Linked DNA regions of Mus musculus: region 2 is linked to region 1. The links are chromatin loops, found by intact Hi-C in ENCODE. Cell type or tissue: heart. All regions are shown on one strand. Each heading gives the region's core, and the rest is flanking DNA. Links, peaks and the distances in the headings are about the cores only.

Region 1 (5,663 bases), core at 990-4,989:
ATATCAGAGGACAAAGGATAACAGCCTCGGGCTGGAGAGTTGGCTCAGCCATTAAGAGCACGTGCTTCTTTTCCTAGAGGACCTGAGTTCCATTCCCAGCACACCTGCCTGTAACTCCTGCCTGTAACTCCTGCCTGTAACTCCTGCCTGTTACTCCTGTAGTCACAGACACATTCACACAATAAAAATAAAAGTAAAAGAAGAAGAAGAAGAAGAAGAAGAAGAAGAAGAAGAAGAAGAAGAAGAAGAAGAGGAGGAGGAGGAGGAGGAGGAGGAGGAGGAGGAGGAGGAGGAGGAGGAGGAGGAGGAGGAGGAGGAGGAGGAGGAGGAGGAGTAAGACCTTGGAAATGACTTGTCTTCTAGCTGTCCTCAAAGACATAATACTTTTTAAAAAAAAAGATTTACTTATTTATTTATTTGTTTAATGTATATGAGGACACTGTAGCTGTGCAGATGGTTGTGAGCCATCATGTGGTTGCTGGGAATTGAGGACCTCTCACTCTGGCCCCACTTGCTCCAGCCCAAAGATTTATTTATTATTATATGTAAGTACACTGTAGCTGTCTTCAGGCACCCCAGAAGAGGGCATCAGATCTCATTACGGATGGTTGTGAGCCACCATGTGGCTGTTGGGATTTGAATTCAGGACCTTCCGAAGAGCAGTCAGTGCTCTTAACCACAGAGCCATCACTCCAGCCTCAACATAATGCTTTTTTACTCTTGAGTTGTTTTGCTGTCTTTTCCTCCCTGCTACTGAGGTAGGGATGTTTAGCCCTTCCCCAGACAAGGGGCCTTGGGGGACACTGAGACAAACATGCTCGGGTCTGACGTGGGGGGTGTTTAAGCTCCAAGAGCTTAAACAGAGGAGTTCAATTCTCAGCACCTACACTGGGCCGTTCACAACTGCCTGTGACTCCAGCTTCAGAGGATCCAGCGCCCTCTTCTGGCCTCCTCAGGTCCTACACTCATGTGCACAACCCCCCTGCTCCCCACCCCACCCCACACATACACATAAAAATAAGTCTCTAAGCCAGGCCTGGTGGCACACGCTTTTAATCCCAGAACTTGGGAGATGGAGAAACCCTGTCTCAAAAAGATTGAAATAAATAAAATTTTAAAATCAGTTTAAAAATCAACAAAATCAATGACAAAATCCTGTATAATTTATTAAATATTATGTATATAATATGCTGTATCACATAATATCATATTCTATATTATATATTTTGTGGGTAGGCCATGACCTCTGACCTCAGATTTTCAAGAGTCTTAGTCTATACATTGCCACCTTGTGACTGGAGACACTGGGGCTGGAGAGCCGATGTGGCTGTCTCGAGGCAGCACGCTGGTGATGGGAAGGAAAGGTTGTTTGTTGTTGTTGTTGTTGTTGTTGTTGTTGTTGTTGTTGTTGTTGTCAGGATGAGCTGGATTTTGCTGCAGTAACAATTAGCCCCGTGCTGTCCCCAGCTTGAAAAGCTTGTAAGATTTATTTTTTTCCCCTCCTACAAGTTTGTCTCAGGTGGATAGGTGTGACAAGGGTCAGAAGAACTCAGCTGCATGTGGACATCTTCAGAAATGAGGCTGACAAGGTTACTCACTGTAGCAGGGAAAAGCAGGGCACGTGGGTGTGCACCCAGCGATTTTTATAACACACGTTCCCCCTCCCCCCCAAAAGCTGGAAATAAGGCTTCCACTCACTTTCCATTGGCTGAATAAAGTCACATGGTACTGAGTTCTATAAAGACCGCAGTCTTGCAAATCTCCTCCGACCGGAAGTGGGAGACCTGGAGTACTGTATGCATCCTGGGAATTGAACCCTGATCCAGCTCCCCTGACAAAAATATCTAAGCAAGCCTGCCCTGCTTAAGTTATTTTTTCCATGGACTCCATTTATCCAGCAGACACTGAACCAGAGCATAGAGGCTAGGGGCAAACCGCAAGTGCCGATAGATGCGACGAGGGTAACCTTGGCAGAGGCTGGTTGTAGATTGAAAAGGGAGGGTTAGAAAGCAGGAAGGGTGAAGAGAAACCCATCCATTCATGAGCTCCACACGTATTTATTGAGCACCTGCTGGATACAGCACTGTTTTAGGTCCCAGGAGACATCTATATAACCAAAACAGAGACCTCTTCCTTGGGGGGCTGAGCTCCCCGCAAGGAGACTACGGGACAATCGAAGAGGTGCGGACCAAACCACAGAGGTGACATTGTTGGGAAGGGGAGCAATGGAATAAATGTTCAGACCACTAAGATATTTGTGCTTCTGTGTCCATAAACTAAAAACAGGCCAGCAAGATGGCTCAGTGGGTAAAGGGCCTTGCGGCCAAGCCTCGTGGCCTGAGTTTTGCTCTCTGGTACCCACACATTGGAAGGAGGGAACTGACTTCTACATACGACATACACACAATAATAAGTAAGTGGGTTTTTTGGTTTGGCTGGGAGATATATATCGGAAGGAGTGTGAAAAGCAGTCATTCTTGAATCCAGGAACCTGCAGATCCCACACAGTTCATTAAGTAGGTGTGCATGCTGAACCAGCAGGAGGCAGCAAAGGCTAACACATAGCCCGCCTAGCACAAACTCGGCCACAACCTGATGCCCACCCCAACCCCCATCTCCCACCCCACTTTCCCCACCTTGTGAGTATTCACAGCCCACTCTACTGCCTCCTGTCAAAATACCCAACCTTGATCAGCCTCTGCCTGCAGCAAGAACAAATGCTATCAGCCCCTGAACTTAGCTTTCCCAGTCCCCACAGCCCAGCTTAGACCAGGCAGCTCCCCTCCCCTCCACCTCAGCCTCTCCATGGCCTGTCTTTCTCCCCACGCAAAGCAGCCCAAGGAGCTTTGTTCACTCCAAAAATCAACCCTTCCCCTCCCTGTCTGGAACAGGCCATTGCACCCAGTGCCTTTAAAGACAAACTTTTCAGGCTGGGTGTGAGGTGCACCCCTTTAATCCCAGCACTGGAGGGGCAAGGGGGGAGCAGGAGCAGGTGGGTCTCTATGAGGTCAAAGCCAATCTGATCTACATAGTGAGTTCCACGCCAGCCAAGACTACATAGAGAGACCCTGTCTCAAAAACCGAAACAAACAAGCAAACAACCTCCCCCCCCCCAAAAAAAATAGCAGCAGTATGGTGGTACACACCTGTGATCCCAGTGGGGACTTCTGGTCCCCCTTTAGTATTCTGTACCCCTTATCCCCACTTTGGGATCCACAGAACTGAACTGCCTTCTGTACCCCAAAACTCAACCTGGGGCTCTCCTCTCCCTCTCTCTGGAAGAATGCAAACAAATACAAAAGAGAAGGACCCAAAGTGTAACCAAAGCAGGTGTCAAGGAGGACGGGATTCCAGGCAACGCAGCCTGAGCTGGGTGTCCTTGACTGGAACTGGGCAGCAGCAGGGGTCCCTGTCACCGGCCCCTGCCACTCCCAGGATACAGTCAGCTTTTAAAAGATAGTGGCTCCTTGTTTGACAAAAGAGGAAGTGGGCCTGGGGAAGGAAGTAGGCTGGGCTCTGAGCCCAGAGTCAAAATGATTCAGGGGGGAAACCTTCTGTTCGGAAGCCACCTCTGTGGGCGAAAGGTCCTGTGCCCGCTTACAGGGTCACAGGATCATCCCGCATAGACTGGTGATCAGAAGTGTAGACGCCTCTCCCAAAACAGCAGACTTCCATGAACTCCCAAGGGCACCAGGGACGGTGTGCAGGCCTCTGTAGGGTCACAGGGGTGACCTCATCCTGCCCCTGTGGTTGGTGATGAGCTGAGATGGAGGTAGCCCTGGGCCAGGAAGTGAAGGCCAGAACTGAAAGCAGCCGTCCACAGCACACCAGTCGGGAAGAGAGAAACCAGTGCAGAGTTAGTATTCAGAGACTTTCTGCTATCTGTCTGTCTGTCTGTCTGTCTGCCTGTCTGCCTGGCTGTCTGTCTTGGAACTCATTCTGAATATCAGTCTGGCCTCAGACTCACAGAGATCCTCCTGCCCCTGCCTCCCTTCCAGGTGCTGGGGTCACAGGCCAATTGGGCCGCCATGGTTGGCTTTCTTTGCTCTTATACAATCCAGGGCCTCAGACCAGGGAATGGCACCTCTCACTTTGAGGTGAGTCCTCCCACATCCATTAACACAGTCAGACAATCCCCCACAGACACTCCAGAGGCCATGCTGCTGCCCTCAACAGTCACTCAGAGACTCACTTCCCGGGTGATTTTTCAGGGTGTGTGAAGTTGAGACATTAATCATCACACTGGAGGATTCTAGGTGGTTCTCTACCTCCAAAGTCGGCCTTCCCTGTTTGAAGTGAGTCCTCCATACACACTTCCCAGGCCCCAAATCATGGGTTCTACCAACTATGCCCAATATACGCATGAGGGACTGGAGATGAACCTGCATCTTCACGCCACCTTAAAAGCTGGCTTGGCCCTCTGTCTATAACCCCAGCGCAGAAGGGCAGAGACAGGAGGATCACTGGAACTGGCTGGCAGCCGGCCTAGCTCTGGGTTCAGCAAGAAACCCTGCCTCAGGGAACAGGTGGAGATGTGGACATCCCTTGTTTTCTTAGGGGCCAGGGAGGGGGTCGGAAACACACATATGCACCGACCCACACAACATACAGTGGAGAAAGTGCCTGCTTTTTGAGGAATGAGGGCCTGGGTTCAGATGCCTGGCATCAAGGTCAAAAGCCAAGTGTGACAACTCGTGCCCAAACCCTAGCACTGGGGTGGACGTGGTGGTGGTGAAGGAGGGGTGTCTACGCTCACCAGCCAGGCAGAGCACAGAAATGGTGTGCTCTAGGCTCAGTGAAAGACCCTGGCTCGAAAGAAAGAAAGAAAGAAAGAAAGAAAGAAAGAAAGAAAGAAAGAAAGAAAGAAAGAAAGAAAGAAAGAAAGGAGGGAGGGAGGGAGGGAGGGAGGGAGGGAGGGAGGGAGGGAGGGAGGGAGGGAGGGAGGGAGGGAGGGAGGGAGGGAGGGAGGGAGGGAGGCAGGCAGGCAAGAAAGAAAGCAAGCAAGAAAGCAGGTTGGGTGCACAGCTTTGACCCTAGCCCTTTAGAGACAGAGACAGGTTGATCTCTGTGAGTTTGGGGCCAGCCTGATCTACGTAGAGCGTTCCAGACCAGCGGGGGGGGGGGGGGAGTGCATAGTGAGACCCTGTCTCAAAAAAAAAAGTAAAAATTGTAAAAAAGAAAGAAAATAAAAGGGAAAGGTGATCGCTAGACATGGAGCTATAGCACGGCATTTACCTAGTCTGCAGGGGGTCCCGAGTTCAACTCCTACTGCCTACATGAAAAATTAACAACCGTTGTGTTGTGTGGGACAGGAGAGACAGCACCCACGTGGTGACTCACAACCACCTGCAACTCCAGTTCTGGGGGTCAGACATCCTCTCCAGGCTATTTCAAGCACTACATGCATGTGGAAGCTAAATATAATACACACACAATAAAAATAAAGGTTAATAATAACAGTAGTAATAATGATGTGTTGATCAGTCGTGGAAGATACCTGACAGATATCATCCACCTCTAGCTTCACAAGGACTTGTAGACAGACGGGCAGACAGACAGACAGACAGACACACACACACACACACACACACACACACACGAAGTCCTGTGTCTCTGATGAACATGTGCAGGTTTTTTCTTGCTGTGGTTCCTACAGCGGCAGT
Region 2 (4,000 bases), core at 1-4,000, 210 kb after region 1:
GGGATTAAAGGTGTGCACCACCACCCTGCTAACTTATTTATCCTTATTTTATGAGCATTGGTGTTTTGCCTGCATGTGTGAGGGTGTCAGGGACCTGTGTCTTCTGAAAGAGTAGCCAGTGCTTTTAACTGCTGAGACATCTTTCCAGGCCCTTATGTTAAGGAGATTTTTAGTTGGAGCTGAGATGGCTTAGCTGTTCTGGAGCACCCGAGTTCCATTTCCAGGACTACATGGCCACTCACAATAGTCTGTAACTCCAGCTCCAGGGACCTGGCGCCCTCTTCTGGCTTTCAAGGACACTAGGCACATATATGGTGCACATCCATACATGAAGACATAAAATAATGAATTTTTTTTTTTTTTTGAGTCAGGGTTTCTCTGTATAGCCCTGGCTGTCCTGGAACTCACTTTGTAGACCAGGCTGGCCTCGAACTCAGAAATCTGCCTGCCTCTGCCTCTCAAGTGCTGGGATTAAAGGTGTGAGCCAGCACACCCGGCTATTTTTTTTTAAAGAGTGTTTTAGTAGGGATATAGACACTCTCACCAATTAAGGGGGCTTGTTTCCAGAGGATCAGTGTTCAGTTCTCAGTCTTCCTGTTGGGTATCTTATAATTGCTTATTGAAACAGGTGAAGTTAGAGATTCACTGGCTTCTGCCTTCTCAGTGCTGAGACTAAAGTCGAGCACCAACACTCCCAGTCCTTGATTGTGGTCTAACAATCTTTGACTTTTTAGTTACTATAAAATTTGAGAACTTTTTGTAACTGATATAATTCACTAACTTTGTAGCTAACAATTTGAGAGATTTTGTATCTAATGTAAAATCATGGTGTTCTTGTGCTGTGCCATGAAACAAACGTTCGTGAACCCCAAAAAGACCACCAAGGAGCCAAATCCAAAGCAATTGCATTAGGATCTTTTTATTCAAGCTCTTGTTGCGGTGTAGCCTAGAACTAGTGCTAGGTACCGGCCTGTTAGTTTACTTGAGTTCAATCTTAAGTCAGATTCTCTGAGATGGAGTCTGAACCCAAAGGAATTGGTCTCTCACTTGTTTAATGTGCTGAGACATAACCTGTAATCCCCGATAGCACTCCTAGCACTCCTGAGGATGAGGCTAGAAGATGCCGCAAGTTCTATGCTTGCCACAGCCAGGGCTTCATTTCAAGACCTTTCCCTTTACCCATCAAAACGAACAAACAAAAGGAGAAAATAGGATTATTACTCTCATGTATGTTATGTTTTAATCCCAGTATTCTGGAGGCTGAGGCAGGAGGATCAGGAGTTGAGGCCGGCCTGGGCTACAGAATGAGATCCTGTCTTTGTGTTTAAAGATTCGAGGTTTGCAAGAAAGCACAGACCCCTAATGGAAGACGAGTGCTAAACTAAGCGGCCTAAAAGCGGCTAAGGTCCGGGATGAAGGTGGCTCAGCGGCTAAGAGCATATCTGCTCTTCCAGAGGTCCCGAGTTTACTTCCGAGCAACCACACGGTGGCTCACAACCATCTATAAGGTGATCTGATGCCCTCTGCTGACATAAAGATACAGTGCTCGTGTACATAAAACAAATAAACGAGTCTTTATTTGAAAAAAGTGACTAGGGTCCCATTTCCAGGTGTGGTGTCCGTAAGAAAGCAGATACGGCCTAAGGATGAACTACAGTCTCCGAGGGTTGATGACGAAAGCTTAAGACAAGGAAATCGCATCAGAAGCGAAAAGAACAAAGTAATGACCACCCCTTAGGTCGAAAATCCGCAGCCAGAGAGGGGTTTTCTCTTCAAGAGGGGCGTGGCTCTAGCGAATCGCTACGGTGGCCGGAAAAGCTCCGAAACCATCGACTTTGTAAAACCCGAGAAGAAACGGCCATCCGAACTGCGGTGGAATTGCTTGGGAAGACCATACAATCAAAAAAATAACCATCCACCTTGGCCGAGTGTAACAAGTAGAACCCATGAAAAGAGCATTTCCTGCTATAGAAAGTTCAAGCACTCGGAGAAGTCACTCCCTGCTAGACCAAAACAACCAAATTGCGGTGAAAGGGGCGGACGTCGAGTACGGTGGCCTAGTTGGTCCTTCAAGAGGGCGTGGCTTGAGGCGCTCCATTCTGATACGGAAGCCTGGTGGGGACGGGTTAAGCGTAAAATCTCGCGCGATCGCGCTGGCGCCGTCGGGGACGGGGCGGGGCTGGCGGCGGGGGCGGGGACCCGGAGCAGGAAGATGGCGGCGGCGCAGGAGGCGGACGGGGCCGGCAGCGCCGTGGTGGCGGCCGGGGGAGGCAGCTCTGGTCAGGTACGGAGGCCGAGAGGTGCCTGAGGGGGCTCTTCCCCAGCGGGGGGCACCCCTGCAGGGAGTGTCTTGTCCTTTTTGGAGGAACCCGGTGCACCGGGGGCTCCATGCCCCAGAGGGACCTTGAATATTGGGCCCTGGCGGCGCCCGGCCGCCCAGGAGGCCGGACGGTGGCGGGAACCCGGCCCTGTTGCGCGCCGGGTCTCCTGCAGGCTCGCGCCGGGCGTCCAGCGGACTCCTTGCTCGAGCGGAGGAGAGGGTGGCGCGGAGGGGCGCAGACTCGGTCCTCGACTGTGTGGTTCCAGCCTCCAGCACTGTTTCTAGAGAGGGCTGGTGTTCCTGGTCCGCTCCGCAGTGCCCGAGATCGGGGGCAGTGGTTGGTTAATTGAGAGTTTTCAAGCTCAGGGCAAATACGGTAATTGTGGTGGGTAGAGGGCATGGGCTGCGGAGGCCGACCGACCCATTTCACAGACAAGGATCCGAGGGACGACAAGACGAAGGCGCTTGTAGAAGGTCACCCAGGTTAGTTTTGGTGTCCGTTCTAGGAAAAAGCTGACTGTGGGTGGTCTGGGCTGAGATGGGCGCTGTTTTAGCCCAAGCTGATCAAATAAATAGAGAAATAATTGATCCAGGCGCGTTTGCCTCCCAACCCATTACCACCTCAAATAAACTGAGACCTCAGAGCATAGCAGTTCACTCAGGCACCGTGCAGGCTTCTGCTGGAATTGATGGAGTGGAAGCAAGGTGCTGTCGACCCACCCACTGGGATGTCACTGCCGTGTAGGAGGCAGCTCAGGGGTGAGGAGTACCGACTGGGAGGGGTGCATGTAGCTGACTGGATGTGACCTTGGACAAGTTTTCTTCCTTTGGGTCTTTATTTCCCCAGTGGTTAATGGAGGACTTGGGCGAGAGGGCCAGCCTTATGGCTATAAAGATGTCTCCAGTCATGTCCCTGCAGTGAGGGGAGTGGGAGAGGAGATGGTAGCGTAAACAGACTCGGGAAGTGACAGAAGTCGGGATGAGGGGCTGTAGGGTCTCAAAGGAGGGGGACAGATACACTCAAGTGATGAGGTAGAACCCACCTTTTCTGACTGAGTCTTTCTGGCATTTCCAACCAGACCTTGGGTGCACACAGCTCAGGAAATTGCTGGTTTATCCCTGCTGTGGTGAATACACCAGCGGGGTCTGCAGGGACGTCCTAGCCTCTGGTCCTTGGGACTGGCTCCTGTAAGTTTCTGTTGATTATTGGGTGGCAGTGGCGTGAGAGACTGTTGAGCTTCCAGTCACATGTGGAGCCTCTCTGGTTCCCATCTCTGCTCTAAATCTTTGCTTTGTGACTTTGGTCAGGGTCTTCCTATGAAGCTAGGGCCGATGGTGGCCCTTCTGCTTCAGCCTCCCAAGTGCTGGGATGACAGTCTACTTCTAATCCTAGCTTATGCTTGAAAAGTTTTAATGCTCATACTTTGGCCTTCAGGATAAAGTACACATTTTTTTTTTCTTTTTCTTTTTTCTCTTTTTTTAAAGCAGATCAAGATCTGGCATGAACTATTTTCTTTAGACTAGACTAGGCTTTCTTTGTTCTTTTTCTTTTTCTCTCCCCCCTTTTCGTTTTTATTAATTTTTTGAGACTGTCTTTGTAGCCATCTCACGTTTTTGTAGCCCTGGCTGGTCTAGAACTCAGAGAGTTCTGCCTGCCTCTGTCTCCCAAGTGCTGGAATT

The links. Peaks named below come from ENCODE experiments on the same cell type or tissue, not always from the same donor. Only the 100,000 strongest peaks of a DNase experiment are listed, where the experiment ranks them.
Region 2: a loop joins it to region 1, with 18 times the contacts of the local background. A loop is called at or near these places in 3 of 42 quality-filtered maps.

Annotation. Positions count from the first base shown.
Region 1 is chr7:19,869,311-19,874,973 of GRCm38, reverse strand. It overlaps a transcript of Ceacam16 not described here. Among named protein-coding and RNA genes, the nearest start is that of Ceacam16, 11 kb to the right of the region's middle. In heart, for the core only: a CTCF peak has its summit at 2,518 (motif pointing right); a DNase peak (open chromatin) is centred at 3,533; H3K27ac peaks cover 425 bases.
Region 2 is chr7:19,663,218-19,667,217 of GRCm38, reverse strand. It overlaps Clptm1 (cleft lip and palate associated transmembrane protein 1), which reads left to right and starts at 2,188. Exons shown (of 14, transcript NM_019649.2): 1 at 2,188-2,284. The coding sequence starts at 2,213. In heart, for the core only: CTCF peaks have their summits at 283 (motif pointing left), 1,522 (motif pointing left) and 2,294 (motif pointing right); DNase peaks (open chromatin) are centred at 2,187 and 3,087; H3K4me3 peaks cover 3,007 bases; H3K27ac peaks cover 2,798 bases.